Linked DNA regions of Homo sapiens: all the other regions are linked to region 1. Evidence: chromatin contacts called from ENCODE Hi-C or POLR2A ChIA-PET data. All regions are on one chromosome and are shown on one strand. The core of a region is the stretch at or near the end of the contact, and the rest is flanking DNA. Distances in the headings are between cores, read along the strand shown. Region 1 holds the start of SLC38A1 (solute carrier family 38 member 1). Region 2 holds the start of ASB8 (ankyrin repeat and SOCS box containing 8). Region 3 has its middle 52 kb from the start of PCED1B-AS1. Region 4 holds the start of ANO6 (anoctamin 6). Region 5 has its middle 41 kb from the start of LINC02416. Region 6 holds the start of RAPGEF3 (Rap guanine nucleotide exchange factor 3).

Evidence for each region. Hi-C counts contacts between places; a loop is a spot of excess contacts on that map. ChIA-PET counts read pairs that join two places held with the same protein, here RNA polymerase II (POLR2A). Pooled maps may share reads with other maps.
Region 2: a loop to region 1 is called in a map of gastrocnemius medialis, with 6 times the contacts of the local background. The contact joins the promoter of ASB8 here to the promoter of SLC38A1 in region 1. A Hi-C loop is called at or near these places in 1 of 168 maps with a recorded cell type or tissue (gastrocnemius medialis) and 4 of 50 pooled maps. POLR2A ChIA-PET finds 5 or more read pairs at or near these places in 1 of 52 experiments (HEK293T).
Region 3: a map of PC-9 shows a loop between it and region 1 (5-fold over the local background). The contact joins the enhancer-like site here to the promoter of SLC38A1 in region 1. A Hi-C loop is called at or near these places in 1 of 168 maps with a recorded cell type or tissue (PC-9) and 5 of 50 pooled maps. POLR2A ChIA-PET finds 5 or more read pairs at or near these places in 2 of 52 experiments (CD4-positive, alpha-beta T cell and activated naive CD4-positive, alpha-beta T cell).
Region 4: a loop to region 1 is called in a map of OCI-LY7, with 8 times the contacts of the local background. The contact joins the promoter of ANO6 here to the promoter of SLC38A1 in region 1. A Hi-C loop is called at or near these places in 3 of 168 maps with a recorded cell type or tissue (K562, OCI-LY7 and naive thymus-derived CD4-positive, alpha-beta T cell), 2 of 37 single-sample maps with no recorded cell type and 12 of 50 pooled maps. POLR2A ChIA-PET finds 5 or more read pairs at or near these places in 1 of 52 experiments (CD4-positive, alpha-beta T cell).
Region 5: a loop to region 1 is called in a pooled map, with 3 times the contacts of the local background. The contact joins the enhancer-like site here to the promoter of SLC38A1 in region 1. A Hi-C loop is called at or near these places in 1 of 37 single-sample maps with no recorded cell type and 2 of 50 pooled maps. POLR2A ChIA-PET finds 5 or more read pairs at or near these places in 3 of 52 experiments (activated CD4-positive, alpha-beta T cell and activated CD8-positive, alpha-beta T cell).
Region 6: a pooled map shows a loop between it and region 1 (5-fold over the local background). The contact joins the promoter of RAPGEF3 here to the promoter of SLC38A1 in region 1. A Hi-C loop is called at or near these places in 1 of 37 single-sample maps with no recorded cell type and 7 of 50 pooled maps. POLR2A ChIA-PET finds 5 or more read pairs at or near these places in 1 of 52 experiments (PC-9).

Annotation. Positions count from the first base shown.
Region 1 is chr12:46,266,492-46,270,292 of GRCh38, reverse strand. It overlaps SLC38A1 (solute carrier family 38 member 1), which reads left to right and starts at 1,250. Exons shown (of 17, transcript NM_030674.4): 1 at 1,250-1,767. LOC105378248 (a long non-coding RNA gene) reads right to left here and starts at 1,222. Exons shown (of 2, transcript XR_001749101.1): 1 at 1,135-1,222. RefSeq lists silencers at 701-800, 881-1,060 and enhancers at 1,471-1,570, 1,621-1,670, 810-1,792, 1,791-1,850, 2,776-3,759.
Region 2 is chr12:48,155,548-48,159,045 of GRCh38, reverse strand. It overlaps ASB8 (ankyrin repeat and SOCS box containing 8), which reads left to right and starts at 1,531. Exons shown (of 4, transcript NM_024095.5): 1 at 1,531-1,587. RefSeq lists enhancers at 1,351-1,570, 1,601-1,650, 1,671-1,720, 1,225-1,747.
Region 3 is chr12:47,266,454-47,270,493 of GRCh38, reverse strand. No RefSeq gene overlaps it. Among named protein-coding and RNA genes, the nearest start is that of PCED1B-AS1, 52 kb to the right of the region's middle. RefSeq lists an enhancer at 2,039-2,088. Within about 2 kb of position 1,418, at least 3 of the 41 ENCODE cell types and tissues checked have a DNase peak (open chromatin) inside an H3K27ac peak, as active enhancers do.
Region 4 is chr12:45,214,445-45,218,041 of GRCh38, reverse strand. It overlaps ANO6 (anoctamin 6), which reads right to left and starts at 1,947. Exons shown (of 20, transcript NM_001025356.3): 1 at 1,651-1,947. The coding sequence starts at 1,720. It also overlaps the pseudogene PLEKHA8P1. RefSeq lists enhancers at 942-1,071, 2,082-2,181 and a silencer at 1,312-1,621.
Region 5 is chr12:47,310,937-47,314,617 of GRCh38, reverse strand. No RefSeq gene overlaps it. Among named protein-coding and RNA genes, the nearest start is that of LINC02416, 41 kb to the left of the region's middle. RefSeq lists an enhancer at 1,750-1,799. Within about 2 kb of position 1,682, at least 3 of the 41 ENCODE cell types and tissues checked have a DNase peak (open chromatin) inside an H3K27ac peak, as active enhancers do.
Region 6 is chr12:47,757,295-47,760,907 of GRCh38, reverse strand. It overlaps RAPGEF3 (Rap guanine nucleotide exchange factor 3), which reads left to right and starts at 2,028. Exons shown (of 28, transcript NM_001098531.4): 1 at 2,028-2,357; 2 at 2,830-3,042. The coding sequence starts at 2,352. It also overlaps a transcript of SLC48A1 not described here. RefSeq lists enhancers at 1,480-2,148, 2,149-2,817 and a silencer at 1,859-2,208.

The DNA of each region.
Region 1 (3,801 bases), core at 1-2,500:
TATCATCTTGCTTTTCCAGTGGTGATGAAAAAGCAAAATTCACCCAAATACAATGACTACTGTCTACTTGAAACGCTCCAGGTAGTTAATTTTTGAATTATGATTCACCTTCCCTTTCCTGTTTTGATGAACCATGAACAGGAGACTGAACCTTCCCTATCAATAAAAAGCTCGCGTTTCCACCCTGCAAATTCGCGCTATGACAGTCTAATTGGCTGAGGCGCAGGTGGGATTTCCTGTCGCCATTTTAAGACACAACTCCTCTGCAAGCAAGTGCCCAGCCAGTGAAAGGGGGCTGTGTCTGAAACAAAGAGTAAGCGGGAAAAAAGGGAACCAGGCCCAGTTGCCCCTGCTCCCCTCCATGCCGCTCCCTCGTCCCCCGGACTTGGAGCGCCCCAGCTCCGTTAACCTGGACGCACCAGGTCCTTCGGTCGGGACCACGTGGGGTCTCCAGGCCCTCCAAGAGCTGGCCCCCGGCTCTTTGCGCCTAGGCCGGTGCTTTCTCGGTGCTCAGCAAATCCTTCTGGTTCACCTCACACCCAGTCCCCAAAGCAGAGCTCCACAGGGCAGATCTCAGGAAGGGCTGACCAGGTCTGCGGGTGCTGGATCCGGAAGAGGGGAGGTGCCTCCCGCTTCAGGTTAGGGACAAAGGGTTTTTAAAGGTGCCCGAGCTCCCCGCCGCCCCTGCCACTTCGGTCCCCTTCCCGCCAACCCGGGCCATCTGCAGGCTGTGCCCAGGGCCAGCCCTCCGCTCCAACGCTGCCCGTAGTCCCAGGCGCTGCCCGCGGCTCTCCGGGCTGCGCTCGGACCTGCCACTCCCGCGGCCATCCTCATGCTGCGCCCTTCCCACAATGCAACTCCCTCGCTCCTTCGGCCCCGGCGGGGCTCTGGCGTACCCAAAATGCAGGCCCCAGCGGAACGCACAGCCCTCCTGTCCTCCGCCGGTGCCCCTTTAGCCGCCCCACCCCCATCCCTAAGGGCTCTCATTCTCCAGCTGCAGCCGCAGCTGGGTTCCGAACACGCCGCCGGGCCCCGGGAGGGAGAGGGGCAGGTGCCAGGGCGGCGCGCAGCCTCTGCTCCCGGTGCCAGCTTCAGTGCGCCGGGCACACGCGCGCCCCGCAACCCCTCCCTCACCCTTTCCCCGTTGCTCAATCTCCGCCAGCCGCGGTCGCTGCATCGTCAGAGAGCTGCAAGAGGGAGGCAGCAAGGTGCGGCCGCCAGCAGTGACACCATGTGACCGGCACGGCTCACTGACACGCAGCTTTGGTTAAAGAGCGGGCGCACAGGAGGGGAGGAGACCGCGCGCGGGACGGGGAGGAATGGCCTGTCCGCGTTAAACCATCACAAGCCATGGTTGCGGAAGGGCCACGCGTCCCCCAGTAGGAGAATGACTCCGATTCGTGACCCTCAGCGCCGGTGCATGTCGATGTAAGTGCGAGGCCGGCGAGCAGAGTGTGAGTGGGGGTTGGTGGTGAGGGGAGATTCTGATGCAATCGGCCCGGAAAGGAGGAGAGCCAGGCGAGCGCGGACTGGGGCGGCCACGCCACTCCGCCAGAAGGTCGCCAGGAGCCTCCGCCCTTCACCTTCCTCCGAAATCCGCCAGGCCACGCCAAGCTCCCTGCCCAACCCTTACTGACGGGGGCCACATTTTCCCGGCCTCCGCAGCCAGACCTTGACACAAAGGACATCAAACTGCCGAGGGTAAAAACCCCGGAAGGGCGGACACCTCCACATCGCCTTTTGCCACCTTTCCCTTTATTTCCGGAGGTAAGGTGATTATCCGTTCCCGGGGAGGGCTGGGCGAGCGGCAAGGGGAGATTTAGATGTCGGAGGAGGAGGTAACGTAGAAATCATCTCTGCGGGCGTGAAAGCAGAGAGAGCTCGGCTGTGCCCGATGCTTTCGGATGTTGCTTTTAGGAGAGGAAAAGTCCAGGTCTCCTGTGCTTCCCGAACGCACGCGGCAGCGGGAGGAAGCGCCAGGGCCCCCGAGTTCACCTTTGCGTGGGCTGTGGCTTACTTTTTGGTTTGTTTTCCTGTGACTTTGGTGTGTTTTCCTGTGGCTGTGGCAGAGTGTGGTACCAGATCTGGTTCCATTTTTACGAGAGCCAGGAACCACGCACGTCTGGAGGGAGAGCGCAGCTGACCCGAGGGCGCGACCGTGTTCTGGGAGTGTTTGAATCCCCGGCCTTTGGTGAAAATTTCCTGTGTCCGCAAGGCCCAGAGGAGATCGTGTGATGTCCGGGGGGTGCTGCGTGCGGCCGGCTGGGTAGCGGCCGCGGACCACCACTAAACCGGGGCATGTTTGCCGTCCTTCCTGGTGCTCTGCCCCTCTGTAACGCGGGGAAGTAGGAGGGCGCGGGGAGAAATTACTAAAGGATGCTTGCAGTGACTCACTGTCCTTTCCTGCCCTGAAGAGGATTTTCTAAAATGCAGAGGGTGGCAGGGGACAGAGGTAGTGTTTTTTCGAGAGCCGGGATGTGCTGGAGCCAGCGAACAAAAGGCCACCTCTTGCGCGGTCTTGGGCGCAGACTGCTCTCGCTTCCAGTCCCACCTCCTCCCCAACCCCCGGCACCTAGTTCGCGTCCCTAAACGTTGCCGCAGAGGCCTTTAAACGCGTGGGTCGGTGCCGGGAGGAGAGCGCATCTTCGCCCTTGTGCGAGCCCCTTGCCCCCTAAATTATCCACCTCCTGGCGCATGGGGCTCCCCAGCACCCACTGGGACCCAGTAGGTTACCCGGCTGCCTGGGCACCGTTTGCCTGCCAAATCGCCCGCCTGAGGTTTGTGCTGAACTGTAGTTAGAGAAGGCACAAGTGCATATGGCAGCAAAAGGAATTTCGCGGTACCCGCGTCACGCCGCTCCCAGTGCCTTTCACAGGCTGCCTTGGGCTGGGGAAGGTGGTGCTACAATTCAGAGTCCTTTGTCTTGCTCTGCGGCGCGGACCCGGGGTTTGTACAAACCCTCGTTCTCTGTTAGAAACCTAACTGCCGCCAGGATCACGTACTTTCTCGGACGAATCCGCGGTGATGTGTGTAGCAAAAGTGAAAAAAGACGCCTCTGCTAGAAAACGGTATTTATTTGCGTTTGGAAGGGGTTTTGACCTCTCTGCAGTGGGTTTTTACATTTTTCAATATAAGGGGGAGGAGGAAAATAAATTTATGGTTTGCAGAATGCAGGGCCCAGCGAGGGTGTAATTTGTCACCTTGATAAAAGAAACTGTGCAGCAACTCGTGCTTTTTCTGACGTCAGAAGGACAACGGAAATAAAACCTGAGCTCGGTGCATGGCTGGCCTCGTTGTCAAATGTCTCATGCCAATTTGGTACTCCCGAAATCTTGCAAAACAGCCAATTCCGGGGTACTGACCTGGTGTGGACCCCCTGGATTTTGGTTCGACCCCAGCCTCAAAATGGCCTTTCTCTTGAGAGTCACTCGATTTCTCAGTATGTCGCTGTAAGCAATTGGAAACTGGAATAGTTTGGTTTGAGGTCTTAATCTTGAGGTTTATTCGCTTTTTAAAAAAATGTGGCCAATAAACATTTTCTACAGAGGGCTTACTGTGCGACTGGCAGCAACTAACAAGATTTGTTTCACCTTCTATGAAGCTTCCGTTCTCAGGGGGAAATAGACTATATAAATGTAGGCATATACATTTCAGGTATTCTTAGTGCAATGAAGAAATAAAACAGGATCATGTGATGGGGGAGGATGCTTGAAATAGAGTGACTCACCGGGAGGGGCGGTGTGAGGGTATAACATTTGTCCTCAGACCCGAATGATGAAAAGGGATCAGCTATTTCCATAA
Region 2 (3,498 bases), core at 282-2,781, 1.9 Mb before region 1:
AGTGTACTCAGTTTTTCAATAAATAAGTAAAATAACCTGTATTGAGAGCCTATTTTATCACTCCCTGGGAGACTCCGCTCATTCTTACATTTGTAAGATGCTGATGGTTTCCCAGAATTTATATACTTCAGCATTTCCCAACCAAGAAATTTGAGAGATGTGGTCCAGTGTGGTGACTCATGCCTGTAATCCCAGCACTTTGGGAGGCCGAGGAGGGTGGATCACCTGAGGTCAGGAGTTTGAGACCAGCCTGGCCAACATGGTGAAACCCCATCTCTAATAAAAATACAAAAAAAAAATTAGCCAGGTGTGGTGGCAGGTGACTGTAGTCTCAGTTACTCAGGAGGCTGAGGCAGGAGAATCACTTGAACCCGGAAGGCTGAGGTTGCAGCCAGCCGAGATCACGCCATTGCACTCCAGCCTGGGTGAGAAGAGCGAAACTACATCTCAAAAATAAATAATGATGATGATAATAATAATAATAATAATAATAATAATAAAAACATTGCCAACATTTGCAACTTGGAAAAATTCACTTTTTAAAAAAAATCTGTATTTCAGCTTCTTTTGAAAAATGGACGATCTCACCATGGTGCAGTGGCAGGAAGTGGAGGGCATATTCCTACCTGGCAAAATTCCTTTGAGTCTGGAGCTCAAAGGAGGCCCACTCCTCAGACCAGGTCATGAACTTTCAGTTTACCATCCTCTTACTGATGTACATGATCTGTCTGGGCCTGCTTTAAATCTCTAATTGGTTAGATTTGGTTGCTTAGAACAAGCTCTGGGGAGTAGGTGTGGGGCACTCTGGTTAAACAGGCTACCGGGCAGACCACAACTCTTGCAGTCTGCCTAAATGGGCTGCTGCTTCACTCCTTCCATGCACCACCACCATGTGCTGCTGACTTCAAAATGTTTATGCTTTGCACAGAAAGTCTGTCACTCAGAGGTGTCATCATGTTTTTGTGCGGGAAGTTTCATTAACCCTAATAAGAGTTATAAAGGTCATTTATTCCTCTACATTTAGAATACTACACCTCTTGGGTGGTTGAGTTTGTCTTTGATATGGTTTACTTGAAGGAGGGTGGACATGTACAGGAGGGTTCTAAGGAGCATAGATTCGTTCCACCATTATGAATAATGCTGTAAGTATTTTTGTCAAAGACACTTCCTACTAAGAGTTTAGTCTCCTAAGCAACTGAACCATTGTGGATGGACCCCTGCTGGCCTGGTCCACGCAGGTGCAACCATATAGAATCGGCCCAACACTCAGGGTTCCTGAGCTTTTTTATCCCCGCTGCAGGACCAAGACCCGAACCCTGCGGCTGTGGCCGAGAACGCTGCACTGAGCCTGCGCGCAAAGCCTCTGAGTAAAAGGAGAAAGTAACCCCCTAACTAGGCCTCTGGAGGGCGAAAGCTGCTGCACAAGTCTGCGCAGGCGCGCCCCGCTGACGAACACTCATCAGTGCGCAGGCGCCCATCTTAGTTGGTCTTCTAGTCCGGTAAACAGAGGGCCTGCCCCCGACAGCTTCTGCTTCCGGGTCACGCCTTGACAGCGGCTTTCAACCCCCACCTCAGCCCAGCAATTCGGTGAGTGCGGTCCTTGGAGTGGGTCTACAGCCAGGTTTCCTAACCCAGGGTACCACGCCCAATAACGCTTCCTCTACTCCCTGGTCGAAGTGCTCTAGTTCTCGAGGCTGAGACTTATTTCCGGGCCTTAGAAGGCAGATCGAAGAGGGGGTTGGTCCGCGTCTGAGGCCCCCCAGCGCAAATTGCGTGATTCTCTTTCAGTACCGGACCTACCGGGATTGCTGCGATCTGTTTAGAGCCCGTGCAGAAAGTGACACCGCACGTCCTTGCGTTTCGTGCCCTTGCCCCCCGCCCCCTAGCCTCAGCGAGACAGCTGCCGCGGGCCCTCCCGCAGCAGGTGCGGTGGGGATTACGGGCGCTGCAGGCTCGGCCAAGGTTCTCCCGGGGCGGGAGGGGGCGGGGCCGAGGCCTCCCTCGCATCAGAGCTGTTGTGTCTTCTCTTTTCCAGTTTGCTTTTTTTTTTTTTTTTTTTCAGCTTCTCAGTAAGTGCCCTTTGGTGTTTTCTCTGGATCCCGTAGCAAAAGAAAACGAGGGAGACAGGGCTTTCAGCTCTAGCAGAGGAAAGGGCCTTCCAAGGGGATCAAACCTTACACGGGCTGCTGTCTAGTGAGATCGAATTTAGCTTTCCTTGACCATTCCTGAAGTGAATGCTGTCTGCCCTGAAGTTTCATTCCTTTACCGGGAGCTTCCAGGCAGCAGCAGACCACTGACCATACTCTCAGGAGTTCTTAGCCCAGAGCCCAAGAGCGCCCGGGAAATTAGTTCAGGATTTAGTTTCATCCGATTATCATGGCCCAGAAATGGTTAACAAAACGACTTTATTTATTTATTTTAATTTTTGAATTTTTTTGTAGAGACGATTGGGTTTTGGGGTCGTCTCGCCATGTTGCTCAGGCTGGTCTTGAACTTCCAGGTTCAAGAGTTCCTCCTGCCTTGGCCTCCCAAAGTGCTGGGATTACAGGCAACAGAACCACTTTGGTCCAAGCCTCCTGCTTTAGATGCTCTGTCTTCTGCTGCCATTCTTGGAATTACCAACTCAAATGCACTTGTCTTTTTTTTTCCTTGAAACAAAAAAATTATAAGATACAGATACTTGTCTCAGAGCAGTTTAGTGGCTACTGGAGAGATTAAAACACATGCCAAATCTAAACTATCTAGAAAATGTCATAGAGACATATAAACAAGTGTGTCAGCTTATCCGTGCATGATAACGGGAGAAAAATACCTAATTTGAATTATCGATACATATGAATATTTTTACTTGCATTCTTTTAATGGAATTTACATCTACTATAAATGGCTACTGATTCACAAAATAGAAACTATCAGAATTTATAGTATATAATATATAAAGGGATACACAATCACAAAAAGCAAAAATAGGCCGGGCATGGTGGCTCATGTCTGTAATCCCAGCACTCTGGGAGGCCAAAGCAGGTGGATGACCTGAGGTCAGGAGTTTGAGACCAGTTTGGCCAACATGGTGAAACCCTGTCTCTACTAAACATACAAAAATTAGCTGGGCGTGATGGTGCACACCTGTAAATCCCAGCTACTCAGGAGGCTGAGGAACGTGAATTGCTTGAGCCTGGGAGGCTGAGGTTGCAGTGAGCTGAGATCGCACCACTGCACTCCAGCCTAGATGACAGAGTGAGACTCCGCCTCAAAAAAAAAAAAATAAAGCAAAAGACTATATATACATATATATATATATATTTTTTTTTTTTTTGAGATGGAGTCTCACTCTGTCATCTAGGCTGGAGTGCAGTGGCGCGATCTCAGCTCACTGCAACCGCCACCTCCCAGGTTCAAGCGATTCTCCTGCCTCAGCCTCCCAAGTGGCTGGGACTACCAGGGGTGGTGCATGCCACCATGCCTGGCTAATTTTTTTGTATTTTCAGTAGAGACGGG
Region 3 (4,040 bases), core at 169-2,668, 1.0 Mb before region 1:
GGATTACAGGCGTGAGCCACCGCGCCTGGCCGATCAAATATGTTTTAAATGTAGATAATCTTACTTGCAGGGAAGCCCAGGCAGAAAAACTGGAGAAAAGAAAAACATGCCTCATTCCCTTCCTATGACATCCTGTTGTGTCTGAGCTTTATTACTACAAGGTGGGGACACAGACTTTTCTAATGATAGTGGGCTATTTAGCACTTAACTTTAATCAGACCTGGTGCTGAGGCACTTTACATGGAAGGGGATCAGAATATGCCACCCCAAAATATGCCACTTTAGTGTAAGGATTATTTTCAGCTGGAAGCAATTGAGAATCAACAGATGCAGAAAGAGTTCTTTCCTCTCCCCTTATCTGACTAAAAGCAGGGCACAAATTTGCCTTTGTGAAGGTGTTTCCTCTGTGCCAGTAAGGGAAGAACAACCCATCACCAGAGTCTAACCACTTCTTTGAGTTTCACTCCTTTTTTGTGAACTCCTGTGCATGTAAATATTAATAAAAATTTTGTGTCTGCTCTTTTGTTAGTCTGTCTTTTGTTAGGTTAATTTGCACGCCCCCAGCAAAAGAAGAGAGTAGAGGAAAAATTTTTCCTCCCCAACAACATACATCATCTCACTGAACCCTTATCCCTCTTAGTGCGGAAGGTACATACCCCATTTTTTAGATCCAAAAACAAAACTAAGGGATGTTAAGGGGCTGGTCCAAGGTCACGTAGCTAACAGGTGGCAGAGCTGGGATTTGTACCCATGCCTACACGACCACACAGCCTGAACATCCAGCAACTATCCTGCAATTCCAGTGTGTAGGAAACACAGTCTAACAGAGTTAGCAGACAGGGATTGGAGCAGCGTAAAATCCATATTCTAATTCTAGCCCCATTACTATCAACAAAATATTAATCATGTAAATATTTGTGTTGTTCTTTATAGTTCTGATAATAAAGTCATTGCTTCAGTGGTATGACCTTGAGTAAATCGTGTAACCCATCTGTGTCTTAATGTTTTCCCATGAATCAGCACATGGCTTTTAAATTCTTACTATGTTTTAAGTCCTATTCTAATTGGAAGACTGTAATCTTTTATTTTGTTTGAAATAAAATAGCAATGATTTTCACCCTCTTTGTGAGCCCACAAACAAAACAGTAGATATTTAAATTCTGTGGTTACAAGAAAATAAAACAGAAAGAAGTCCTTTCAGTTCTGCTAAATGCAAAATGAACATATATGCAGGCCAGGTGGGGAAGAGATGGGCTGCATTTTTGTCTTGGGCATTAACCAATGTAACTAAGTGGTCAATTGCTATAATTTGAAACAGGAAGGGAAGCAGAAGAACTCCTGTTGATGCTGTTATTTTAAGTAGGTGCATGGTCTATCCTTATCTGGGTAACTTGACTGTCTCAGGCTTGACTAAGCTGCAAGTTCCAAGTTGGTCATATTAACACTGTTTACCTAATCTCAAAGCTCTGAGTGGTCACCGAGGGAGTCCCTAGGAGAGTCATTGTTGATAGAGAGGGTGAGGAGGGAGTAAACTGTAGTTCCCCAGGCTTTTGGACAAGGCTTTTGTTGAGGGGATTCAGAGAATGGTGGGAGCAGAAGAGAGCCAGTGGAATGGAGACAGAGCTGAGGTGGGGAAGAAAGATGGAGCAAGACATAGCAGCTGCTGGCCAGGCACGGTAGCTCATGACTGTAATCCCAGCACTTTGCGAGGCCAAGGCAGGTGGATCACCTGAGATCAGCAGTCCGAGACCAGCCTGGCCAACATGGTGAAACCCCGTATCTACTAAAAATACAAAAAAACTAGCTGGGCGTGGCGGCGGGCGCCTGTAAACCCAGCTACTTGGGAGGCTGAGACAGGAAGAGGTTGCAGTGAGCCAAGATTGCGCCATTGCACTCCAGCTTGGGCGACAAGAGTGAAACTCCATCGCAAAAAAATAAAACAAACAAACAAAACGACATAGCAGCTGCTGCAGGAGAGAAATTTCAAAAAGTGGTGATGAGACATTTAGAAAGGTTTGGGTGTATGATATGTAAATTTCTCTTTCGTCTACAAACAAAATTGCAACAAAACTCTGCCTGGTTAAATGTTGTGCTGGTTATTTGACTGTTTGCCTCCAGATCCATCCTTTGTGTCTGCTCTGTATGTCTGACTGTTGCAAGCTATGATACCCAGGCTCTCTTGACCACCTGTTTTAGCCTCACTTAACCAGCGAGAGGTACTGTTGGAGATTGGAGGTTGGGAGGAAAGGGGAAGCCAAAGTATTTCTTGTCCTCTTTTTCTGCCATGGGAGGCATATCTGGCAGTAGCTGCCCTCCTCTGTGGCTCCAGCTCTTGCCTGAATATTTCTGTTATAATGCTAGTGTCTATCAAGGGACCCCCAGATCCTTCCTTTGTCTCTCCAGTCTTAAGGGTGGGTGGTGGCTTCCCACTTGCTAATCTTTGGGATGCCTCATCTACCCTAGTGACTATTTTAGCTCCTCTAACACCTTTATAATTAATTCTTCGTATTTAATATCTTCTATTTAATAACCTGATGGGACCCTGATCAATACAGAGGAGACGTACCTTTTTTCCTCTCCTGGTTTCTATAACGAGGGAGTTCTCCAAGCACATGTTTTGTTTCCCTTAGCCCTTTTATTCATCCCACCCCTAGGGCTCTGGAGTGAGTAATTGGATGGTAATTTTGGAAGAATCGCTGAGCATGTTGGGTCAGCTTTGCTGCTTCCTATTAGGAGTGGGCATTCCAAGAATGCACAGTATCTCTCTGTATTGCAAGTCTTGCCTGGGCAGGCCTGCTCTAGCCTAGCAAATGCCTGACTATGGGCAAGTCTGTCTGATTTTAGCCCACTTGACCACCAGACCTAAAACCTAGTCTTCTAGCCTGGCCTCTGCCGGTAACAAAGGTGATCCCCATTTGCTCTACCTTTGTTTTATTTCTTCAACTTGTTCAGGATGCAAGTGAGCAAGAAGAGTGCCATTTATTGTGGCTCCCTCCTTCAGAGACTTTAACATTATTCATCAATTCTTTCGGAACTGGATTTATGATTTTTTAAATATGCTATAGTAACAGAGAAGGCCTAAAGGTAGGGGTGTGTGGACTGAGCTGGTGAGACAATGCTTCCCTCCTTAGCAATTTCTGGGACTCGCCAGTTGATCCCACATGTGTCCATGGATCAGCCCTGCTTATTGCTTACTTCCCAACTGCACTCTGTCTCACCTAACAGGACTACAGTGGTGCCATTGAGCTAGAATATTATTCTCAATGGCCAGATGCTTTAACCAAAATTAATGTCTGCTCATGCAGTTGGAATCCTACCATATGATGTTGCTGTTGGAAGTAAAGGCCTGCTGTACTTCAGTGTCAGTAAGATTGACTTCCAGTTGTTTCCTTATGATTCCTGAAACCACTGTCATCCCTAGCTCCCAAGGCAAGACCTTCCTCCCTCGTGCAGAATTCTTCCATGGTCATCCCCATCATTCTTCCTGTAATCTGGCTGCTTTGGAACCACCTGGCATGATTTGAACACAAGCATACATGTCTAGTCCCCTCAGATGTATGTGGTTCAGATTTTTTCTCCCTAGGAGCGCCTCAGATTCTATATAACTCAGGGGCTCAACGTATATACCAGGGGAGGGTTGTCCCTACACTGCGCTCTCCAGAAGCATCAAGTCTCAGCTATAACCTCGTGTCTATATATATATATATATATAGTATATATATTTTGTTTTTTTGAGACAGAGTTTCACTCTTGTTGCCCAAGCTGGAGTGCGATGGCGCAATCTCAGCTCACTGCAACCTCCACCTCCCAGGTTCAAGCGATTCTCCTGCATCAGCCTCCCAAGTAGCTGGGATTACAGGCACGTGCCACCATGCCCAGCTAATTTTTTTGTATTTTTAGTAGAAATGGAGTTTCACCATGTTAGCCAGGTGGCCAAGATCACGCCATTGCACTCCAGCCTGAGCAACAAAAGTGAAACTCTGTCTCAAAAAAAAAAAAAGGCATATTTCTTCAGTTGTATTTGAATACCACGATGGGGT
Region 4 (3,597 bases), core at 698-3,197, 1.1 Mb after region 1:
CGCTTAAGATGAATTTATACGATGCCTCAATAGGTAAACACAGACTAGACCAAATTACTTTCTAAACTGAGATCTACTGCTGGCACAGTAAAACAAAGCTCAGAGCCTCTTGCTTACTTCAGTTTCCATTTGAGCTTCTGCCCTTATTTACTTACAATACTCATTATAAACAGTGCAGCTCACCATAAAAGACAATAATACTTTCCTGGGAAACAGACTGTGTCAATTTTATTGTAACTTTTTAAATTTCACTCCTATATTTTTATGTAATCATCAGGTACTACTTAATCTTGCTAAACAGTAGTAACAGCCAGAGTGACCCAGTGGTAAGAGCATTAATCTTCACTGGTTTTACAAGTCAGAAAACCTGGGTTTGAAAGTGTGAGAAGCTGGGCAGACCAACCTGTGCGCTTCAGTTTTCTCTCCTATAAAAACTACTACTATTTGCTCTCTCCTTAAAGATGAATAACTAGTAAATTGTTCTTAAATGAATGAATGAAATGTGAAACTAAATCATGGAGTGTAATCTCCTCTATTCGATTTGTCCCTGGACAACCAAGAAGTTACCAAATTTTTTTGATCGAAATATTCCGTGCCCAAAATGTAACAGAAATAAAAACCACACCCAACTCCTAAAATTAAGTTACTTTTAAAGTTATTAGATAACAACAGGGCTTTAGAACATCAGCAGGATGTTCTGCTTTAAAATTGATTTGGCATCCAGGAGACTAAGCCGAGTCGCCACAACAGACTGGCTTGGTAATTTAATTAGAGTCTTCTGGAGGGACACATTATATCATCATCCCCCGACAGTGTTCTCTTTAGGGACCTGATTTTCTCTCTAGTCCTCTCATTCCTTTCCCCTTCCTCACCTCCTCTCATCCCTTTTGTTTGCCCTTTTTTTCTTTTTTTGCTCTTAAAACAGCTCTCCCTCCGTTCGTCTTGTCACTTCCATGCATTTTTAACTCTAACTAGAAATGGGTCACCCCAGGTTTGCTCCCCAAGCCCCAGGGCCCCTCAGGACGAGTGAAAAAGGCCCTGCGGTCCTCCCTGCCTGGGGGAATTCCTCCTCCGATCACAGCTCCGGTGGGCTCCGCAGATGGGAAAGGGTTTCCAGCGCGCGCCTAGCGGCCACAAATCACTTCCCGGGGCCGCCCCGCCAGGCCTCAAACCTCCCAGAGCCGTCGGTCGGCTTTTACTTTAACGAGGATTCAGATGGGTCACACCCTGTCCTCCAAATGCGGGCCTGCTCCCCGGACCCCGCCCAGGGGGCTCGCCCCAGTGCCGAGGCTCCTGGGCAACCCTAGCACTCTGCGAGTCGGGGAAGTGACCCCAAAGTTGCTTCTGAGTGGAGACTTCCGCACGCAGAGGCGTCCCCGCAGCTGCCAGGCTTTTCAGGGGCAGCATCCCCCGCCCGTCAGGAGCCTGTCCTCGGGGCCACCACGCGCCCCGCGCCTCAGCCCCGCAGGGGCCGCACCGGGGCCTCAGTCTGCAAGCAGCCGGGGACAGCGGGCTTCCTCCCCTGCCCGGAGCGGCCGAGCGTCTCGGCCAACCTCCCCCGCGGAGAGCACAGCGCCCCCGCGCAGTCCCCGAACTTCTTCCCGCGTCGGCTCGGGCTCTCGGGTGGGGACGCGGGGACCCCTCGCTCACCGATATCCCCATCGTCGTCGTCCTCCTCCTCCTCCATTTGTAGCAAAACATTCCTGCTCATCTTTTTCATGTCTCCCTCAGAAGGCGGCTCCGAACTTGGCGCGAAGTTGGGGGCTCCCGGGTTCCAGAACGGCGCGGCTCTCCCAGGGGCCGGATCGGGGACCGCGGGGCGTGTGTCGCTTGGGCTCAGGGGCCGCTGAGCCCAGCCAGCGCCGGGGAAAGCCGAGCCGAGGCACCCACCGACCGGAGCCCAGAGCCGGAGGACGCCTCTCGCCTGCCGAGCGGAGCCCGGAGACTGAGCATGCCCAGTGCGGCCGCCGCGGCTCGCTGCGGAATGATTGAACTTCCCCGGTTTTACGAGGCGCGCAGAAGGAAGTCGGCAGGCGAGACTGCAGAGGGAGTAGTGCGATCCTGCGCGCGGGGGAACTAGCTGGAGGGCAAGGCGGGAACACGTGAGTGCGGGAGTGGACTGGGTTCCCTGAGCATTGATCCCAAACAGGGCAGCTTTTCGTTCCAAGGTCGTCTGTGGACACACACTGTGGCTTGCTTTGTTTTAACGTCTGATACTGGAGAGGAGGGAAATGCTGCTGCAGCACAACTGCAGAACCCTGGAAGGCGAACTCGTTTGAATGGCTTTTAAAGGCGACGTGGAGCTAATAATGGGGGGATCTTAAATTACTCTAGCTCCGAAGTGGGAAAGTGGAATCTGTACGGGTAGGTTAAGATTACGGTGGAGTCGGGGTGGGAGGAGAGGCAAAACTCAGAGAATAAGCAAAAGAAGAAGGGGCGGGACGGACGGGAGTGGGGGTGGAGAGAATTTTCTAAATAAACGTGTGCACAAAGGCAGGAGGATTTCCGCATACATTGAGGTCGCGGAGAGTGGAGAAGCGCCCCCTACTCCGCCCGCGCGAGCACACAGGGAGTGGTCGGAAGATAATCGCTGAAGCGTCCAGCCTATTTGTACAATTGAAACTAGTCCTCTGTGTCAAAGAGGGAGAAGAAGCCGAAGACCACTAGAGTTAGATGTAAACTCTTCTAAAGCAATGTGGAAAGCTATAATAAGAGAAAAGAAAGTCGTGAAATAAAATTAAGGCAGAGAGTTTTTATTTTTATTTTTAATGCTTTCCTGGAAACCAAAGGGACCGATAGGACAAATACAAAGGGATTTAGTACTTTAAAGACCCTTGGAGTTGTTTGAACGGCAGGTTTTGGGGATCGCGTGTCTACAAAACTTTTTTCAAAAAAGCTGGTACATTCAGGTTGTTCAATTTTGACTTCTCAAAAGGGCTAGAAGGTATATTTGAAATCTTGGTTATATGTGTTATTGTCTACTCATTGAAATTGTTTATATTTTTTCCACTGAAGTGCTAGGGTTATCACAATAACACTAAATCTACTGTGCATGTTTTTTCTTCCACATACTTTTTTTAAGACGGTCTCGCTCTGTTGCCGAGGTGGGAGTTCAGTAACTAGAACTACAAGCGGAGCACACCACCATGTGGGGCTTATTCTTAAATTTTTTTGTAGAGATGGGTGTCTCACTATGTTGCCCAGGCTGGTTTCGAACTCCTGGCCTCCAGCAATCCTTGCACCTCAGTTTCCTAACATTTTTAATGTTCTCTCTGAAAGAAAGAAAACATTGGGACCAATCTTAAGTGGGAAAATAGACATGAATATATACATGAAAAGACATGATGAAATTACTTTTAAGAAAATACCTGGGAAACACTATACTTGCTTCTTGAGGTACTTTTTTTGAATAAACAGAATTGTTTTTAGTATAAAGAGACAACAATACAGTACTCTGAAGATAGGAGAAAAAAATGATGGGAGAAGAAAGATGAGAAGAGATTGTTTCCTTTCACTGAACACTCTCCCCTGAGCTTGTGAAACTCACTAAAAGTAGAAACTTCAAAAGTGTTTTGGTTACATGATCAATTTTTACAA
Region 5 (3,681 bases), core at 433-2,932, 1.0 Mb before region 1:
TAGTCAGACATGTGCTATAACATGGATGAACCTTGAAAACATCATGCTAAGTGAAATAAGCCAGGCAAGAAGGGACAAATATATGGTTCCACTTATATGGGGTACCTAGAATAGACAAGTTCATAGAGATAGAAAGTTTGATAGAGGTTACCGGGGACTGAGGGACAGGGTGAATGGAAAGTTACTGTATAATGAGCACGGAGTTTGGAATGATGGAAGAGTCCCGGAAATGGATAGTGGTAATGGTTGCATACATTTTGAATGTACTTAATGTCACTGAATTGTGCACTTAAAAGTGGTTACAATGGTTTTATATTATGAATGTTCTCCATCTTAGTACCTATCAACTCTTCCTGCTTGCTACAGGCTTTCCCTTTCTACCCTTAGGCAGGCATGGCTCTCCCTGAGTCAACAATATGCAGCCCCTAGGGTGGCCACAAGCCCAGGATCCCTCCCAGCCTGAAGGAACTGTACTCATATTGCCCTGGGTTGGCAGCCTGGGTTCTCTGCTGAGTTACCCCAAAGTGGTTTCAGGACAGCACAATTATTTATTAAGTAGCTCTGGTGCTGACCTTAAGAAAAAACAGAACAACGAAAGTATTAAGCGTAAAACCTTTCTCTTTTAATGAATGAGTAAATATTCATGTTATTATTCCTAGAAATAAGAACTCTGTCCGCCTGGGTAACATAGTGAGACACCATCTCTACAAAAAAATTAAAAAGCTAGCCAGGCGTGGTGGCATGCGCCTGTAGTCCCAGCTACTTGGGAGGCCTAAGGCAGGAGGATTGCTTGAGCCTGGGAGGTTGAGGCTGCAGTGAGTCATGGTCATGCCACTGCCCTCCAGCCTGGGTGATGCAGCAAGACCTTGTCTCAAAAAAGAAAAAAAAAAAGGAAGAAAGAAAAGAAAAGAAAAAAGAACTCTGAAGACCTTGGGAAAGAATGGTACTTAGTAGTTAGAGTTCTGTATATAAGGAAAATATTTCCAAATGCTCTATGAGGTCTGGAAAGTTATTTCACTAAGTACATTCAAAGTTGCAACAGGAGATCATTTTTTGCTGGATGGTTTTAATAATAATATACAGTGCCCCATGTATAAAGAGCTGTAGCTAATGGCAGCCATAAGGTATGTAAGCACAAAAGGGACATGTGTTTATGCTGAAGGTTTTGATTTCAAAAATAAGGCCATGTTTTAAGTTATTAGAGAGCACGATTCTTATACTATCAAGGTATTACAATGCTTTGGAGATGTCCATTAATTTATGGGCTTTTGGATTCCTGTAAGTGCTTACTTCATAATTCCTGGGTCTATATTTGCCTTGAATATCCATCAATATTCCACAAGTACTTGCTGCAACCCTATCCTCCCTACAAGCTCCCCCAGTACAAACATACAAAATTGATAAGACTCAAGGTCCTCTCTTGCCACAATCAGATCATTAACCTGCGCTGCCAACCAGAGTTTCATGGTTCTTTATTTATTTATTCATTTATAATATCTAGGATTATAGTCTAAGAAGCAGGATTCTCCAAGGAAAATGGTCACACACACACACACACACACACTCTTACATTATCACTGGCTCAGCCGGCTGGGATTAGACTTTAACTCAGGCCCTTTATTAAAATGAAGTTGCAAAAGGCCAATTTCACTTCCTCTTTCCAAGAGGTGTGAGATTCTTGCCACATCCCCAGGCCCCTACATGTTCTGTAGGTAGAAAGAAGCAAAATAATCTCCAATATGTGCAAAGTTCAGAAATCAGGGCTGCCAGAAGACAGACTGGCTATGATGGACTGTCATTTGGTATTACTAAAAAAAAAATCATGGGTCATTTACCAAAATCTCACTTTATATTCAGCTATTTTAGTATCACATTGACAAAGTACAGGGTTAGAAATACAAACAAATTTAGAAATGAGGAGGTAAAGCTAGGGGAAAACTAAAAGGCTAGAGGGTGGTTCATATAAAACCTAATTTAAAAATCTATGAGATTTTAAAATACGTGGGGAGTTTACAATCTAGTCTCCTATATTAACACTTCTGAACATTACACATAGTTAGCCATCAAATATTTATTGAGTTCTTCTAATGTGCCAGCCAATGCTCTAGGTGCTGAATATAGTGAACACACCAGAAAAAGTCCTGCCCTTAAGGAGGTTATAAGGCGGAGATGACAATGAACAAATAAACATACAAGGTGAATAACACATAAAATATATAATAAATGTTAAATAATATAGACTATGAAATATGAACATATATTAATAAACTTTTATTGTTCATTATATATTAATAAAATATATAAATATATTAAATGTTATATAAAATAATGAAAATATACAATAAATCAGGCAAGTATTATGACAAAAATTAAGTAGGATAAAGGGCAGTGGTGTACCTAGTGCATCTGACACCCTGAGCAGATCAATTTTTAAATATCTGCCTCCTTTATATGACAAATTATTATATGAAAAATTATATTAAATAATCGTGAAATGAAACATGCAGCAGAGTCTAAGAGGGCCCCCATGATGCCCACTGGTATGATTTGGGTCTGTGGCCTGCCCAAATCTCATCTTGAATTGTAATCCTCAGTGTTGGAGAAGGGGCCAGGTGGGAGGTGATTGGATCGTGGGGGTGGATTACCCCCTTGCTGTTCTCATGATAGTGAGTGATTTCTTGCAAGATTTGGTTGTTTAAAACTGTGTGGCACCTCCCCGCTCTCTCTTTGTCCTGCTCCTGTCATGTAAGACTTGCCAGTTTCCCCTTCACCTTCTGCCATGATTGAAAGTTTCCTGAAGCTTCTTCAGCCTTGCTTCTTGTACAGCCCGTGGCACTGTGAGCCAATTAAACATCTTTTCTTTACAAATTTCCCAGTCTTAGGCAATCCTTTACAGCCGTGTAAGAACAGACTAATACACCCACCTTATGCTATTCATGTCTTGTGTAAATCCCCTCCCCTTGAGTGTGGGTGAGACTTGTTAATTGCTTCTAACCAGTAGAATATGGCAAAGCTGATGGGATACGATTGTGCAACATAAAATTGTACCCCATCTTGCTTGGAGATGCTCACTCTTGCTAGCTTTTCTGGGTAGTGGGAGGGAGATGGTCTTGATCTCTTGTCCAGGCTGGAGTGCAGTGGCATGATCACAGCTCACTGTAGTCTTGACCCCTTGGGCCCAAGCAATTCTTCCACCTCAGCCTCCCAAGTAGCTGGGACCACAGGTGTGTGCCCCTGGCTATTTTTTTCTATTTTTTGTAGAGTCTCATTATGTTACTTAGGCTGGTATCAAACTCCTGGGCTCAAGTGATCCTCTCACTTTGTCCTCCCAAAGTTTTGGAATTACAGGCATGAGCCACCACACATGGCCTCTTGCTTACTTTAAGAAAGCAAAGGTCATGTTGAGAAAGCCCCATGGCAAGGAGCAGAGGGCAGTCCAAGACCAATATCCAGCAAGAGACTGAGGCCCTCAGTCCAATATCCCATGAGTTACTGAATCTTGTTAACTACTACCTGAGCTTGGAAGTGGATCCTTGCTCAGTCTAACCTCAGCTGACACCTTGATTGCATCCTTGTGAGACCCTGAAGTGGAGGACACAGTCAAGCCATGCCCTGATTCCTGACCCACTAAAACTGTGATTTTGTTTATCTTTTCCAAAAACCAACTTTTTATTTCTTTGA
Region 6 (3,613 bases), core at 779-3,278, 1.5 Mb before region 1:
TCCTTTTTTGAGTAGACTCTCCTAGGCAGTCTAGTCTACATTAGAAGAATAGAATACATACAGAGTATACGCAGTATACCATGGTGAGTACGTGGAGACAGACAACCTGGATTCATGCCCCAGCTCCACCATTTACTAGCTGTGTGACTTTGGCAATTTCCTTAATATCCCTGAGCCTCAGTTTCCCCATCTGTGACGTGAGGATAACAGAAGTACATACCTCACAGGATCGTGGCAGGGATTAAACACATGGAAAGCACTTGAAAGAGTGCCCGCACATGATTAGATTTTGTAGCTCTGCTGAAATGTATACAAGTGTCCTGCCTCACTCCCCAGCATCTTCCACCTGCCCAGAGTAAGGGCAGCAAGAATAGGAAATAGGGGACCCCTTTGTGACCCAACTGCCAGTCTCAGGAAGCCTTCCTGCAAGAACTTCTAGGCCAGGGCACTGGCCCCAGCAACCCGAAACTCATGACTCCATCCCCCTAACTCTTCCCCATGCATACCTGTGACTCCCAACTTGTCATCCTTTCCTGTCAGTTTCCAGGTTGCTCTTCCTTCTTCCAAATTACCAGAACTCCGTTGAATGGATTTGGGTCTGAGGTCAGATTCATTCTCAGGCTTTCCTCCTTCCCCGGAGAGGCATTTAAAACTCCACCAGCGTTTCTTAATGTGTGGACACAGCAGATGACCTGGGGTGTTTGTTCCAAATACAGATTTTCCATTTCATGCCAATAGGATTGAATATGAATTGCTGGGGACGGAGCCTGCATTTTAGTAAGCTTCTGGGAAACATTTTTTATACATGTATACATTAAAAATGGGATTTTAATCACAATTAAAATTTCTCTCCCCACTTTCAAGAAAATAATAATTGGTGGAGGATGGGGGCTTGGCATCCCAAAATTGGGAGTATAGGCTTCTTAGAGCTACCTCTTCCCAGTCTTCTCCTCACTTTCAAGAAAATAATCATGGTGGAGGATGCGGGCTTGGCATCCCAAAATTGGGGTATAGGCTTTTTAGAGATACTTCTTCCCAGTCTGGGCTGGCTCAACAGCAAAGGGAAAAGGGAAGAGAAGGGGCAAAAAGTCCTAAAAAGCTGGGGGTGGGGCGTTCACCTCCTTCCAAACCCTCATTATCGTCCTGAATTACGGGTCGCTGTCCCCGGCCACTGTCTCTCCACCCTCTCAGGAGTGGGGCGAAGAGGCCCGCGCTGGGCCATTTGCACAGTGGTGGAAACTGAGGCCCAGGGAGGCGTGGAGCCTCGGTAGCAAGCCTGCCTAGCAGGGCGCTGGAATGCCCGGTCTCCGCCTCAACCTACCCGGCCACCAGGGAGCGCGCGGTAGGGGGCGTGGTACTCGAACACCTTCTGCTCCCCTGGAAGCTCTGCCACAACCCCAATCTCCTCTTAGGGCCCCTACCCGTTCTGGAGAGCAGTCCTTCCTCTCCAGCCTCAGTTTCCTCAACTGCTCCCGGTGTGTGTGTGCTGGGGCAGGGGGCAGTGGGGCGTGGGTCTGGGAACGGAACTGTGGGAGGCAAGGCAGCGGGATTCCCCGCGGGAAAGCCGCCTATTCCCTCCCCCGGGCGGCTGGAGACCCTGAACCGAAACAGGAGGCAGACACCCCCAGCCGGGAAGCGGCCCCAGCCCGGATTTCCCTCCCGGGTGAGGCCGCAGTGACTCACCCCCTCCCCGCTCTCCCCGGTTTCCTTGTTTGCATTTCTCCTCCCGGCCACGTGGCGGCCAGTGCAGCCACTCACCGCCGGATCCCTGACACCCCGGCCGTTGCGGCCTCCTCCACACACTTCGGGGCCGCTCCTGCCCCCTGGGGATACTCTGGGCTCAGGCGGATGTCCACTCTGGTACCCCCGGGTGCGGACTCCAAAGCCTGCCAGTGCCGGCCCCCTTCCCCTACGCATTCCTCTACCGTAAGGCAGGGCGCCTCCACCCCGCCCCCTCCGCCAGTCCTGGGGAGGGGAAGGGGGCGGGCAGCGCAGGGGGTGTGACAGCTCCCGCCCGGACCGGTGCCAGCGCAGCCTTGCTTCAGCGCCCGGTGCCAGCTGGCTCCTTCGTCTGAGACGAAGGCGCAGGCTCGGGGCTCCCTGTCGCCGGTGGCTGGGTGGCGTCCCCCCACCACGCCCCCACCCCTCTACTCACCCAAGAGGAGCCTCTCCACCGAGCCCTGCATCCTGCTGCCCTGGCAGCCAGTCCAGCTAGGCACTGGCCCAGTTCACTGTACCTGGACTTACCCACTGGCACCCTCCGGATCCCCTTATCAAAGCTGATGGGGGTCGCTGGGGACCCCCCAGCCTTTTGCTAGAGCCTGCACGGCTGTGCGAGCTTGAAAAGAAACATGAAGGTGGGTAAGGTGGGGTCAGGGTTGAGGAGGAGCAGGAGAGGGCGGGAGAGGAAGCTGACACGGTGGGGAGTTTGGGTGGGAGAGGGAGGGTTAGTCAGGGCTGAGGAGGAGAGGAGAAGGGTTTAAGCCGAAGCTGCATTTCTGGGAGACCTAGTGAATCTATAGCTTCATACTGGGAGGTAGTGGAGATCCCTGCAGGGGCATGGGCAGTGAGATGGGACAGAATTCCAAAGAGGACTAAGAAGGGCCTGATCTTTTCCAAGAGCCAGCTGGAGACCCCTAAGTGCGCCAGACCGGCAGGCCCCAGTGAAGGTCTTCCTGTTCCTCCCCCCAGCTCCTGGCAGGGTTGCAGCACCTCCGCCTGACCAGTCCAGAGGACTCTAAGGAAGTAGTTCTGCCTGGGGCAGTTGTACTGTGGCCCAGCCGCCCCAGTCGTGTCCCATGGCTGTCCACTTTCCTCCCCGTGTCACAGGTGGGCTGGCCAGGTGAGAGCTGCTGGCAGGTGGGCCTGGCTGTGGAGGATAGCCCAGCTCTGGGAGCACCGCGGGTGGGAGCCCTCCCTGACGTGGTGCCGGAGGGGACACTACTCAACATGGTGTTGAGAAGGATGCACCGGCCCCGAAGCTGCTCCTACCAGCTGCTGCTGGAGCACCAGCGTCCGAGCTGCATCCAGGGGCTGCGCTGGGTGAGTACCTTTCACCTGCCCAGGTGCCAGGGCCAGTACCAGAGCTAGAGGGGGGCCTAGATCATGGCTTGGCATGCTGCTGGTGGCCCAGCTTGCTCTGGGGGTGTACAGTGGTACAGCTGCCGTGGACACTGGGTCAGGAAGCTTGTCTGCAGTGTGCGTGGGTGGCTCACACAGCTGCAACGTGTGTGTGTCTGTGTGTGTGTTCTGCCCAAATGTCTCTGTTTGGGCATGGGGGGAAGGGGAAAGGGATTTGTTGTTTATCTGTCACCTCAGTGAGCCGGCATTGAGTTAGGTACTTGTGTGTTCTTTCCAGGTGGAGGTGGGAGGTATGGGGGCCGGGTCAATGGGTTGGAGTGAGGTAAGCTTGGTTACAGTTCTGGGTGCATCACCGTGGCAACATTCTCCTTTAGTGAGTTACTGAACTGTGCTAATTCTGCGTTTTGGTCTTAGGGTGAGGTGATCATGTGGACACTGCTTGGTACCTGCCTTTGGGGGGCTCAGGGAAGGATTCTGAGACATTTGGAGAATCTGAGATCACCAAAGTGCCCTTTGCTAGTGAGAAACATCT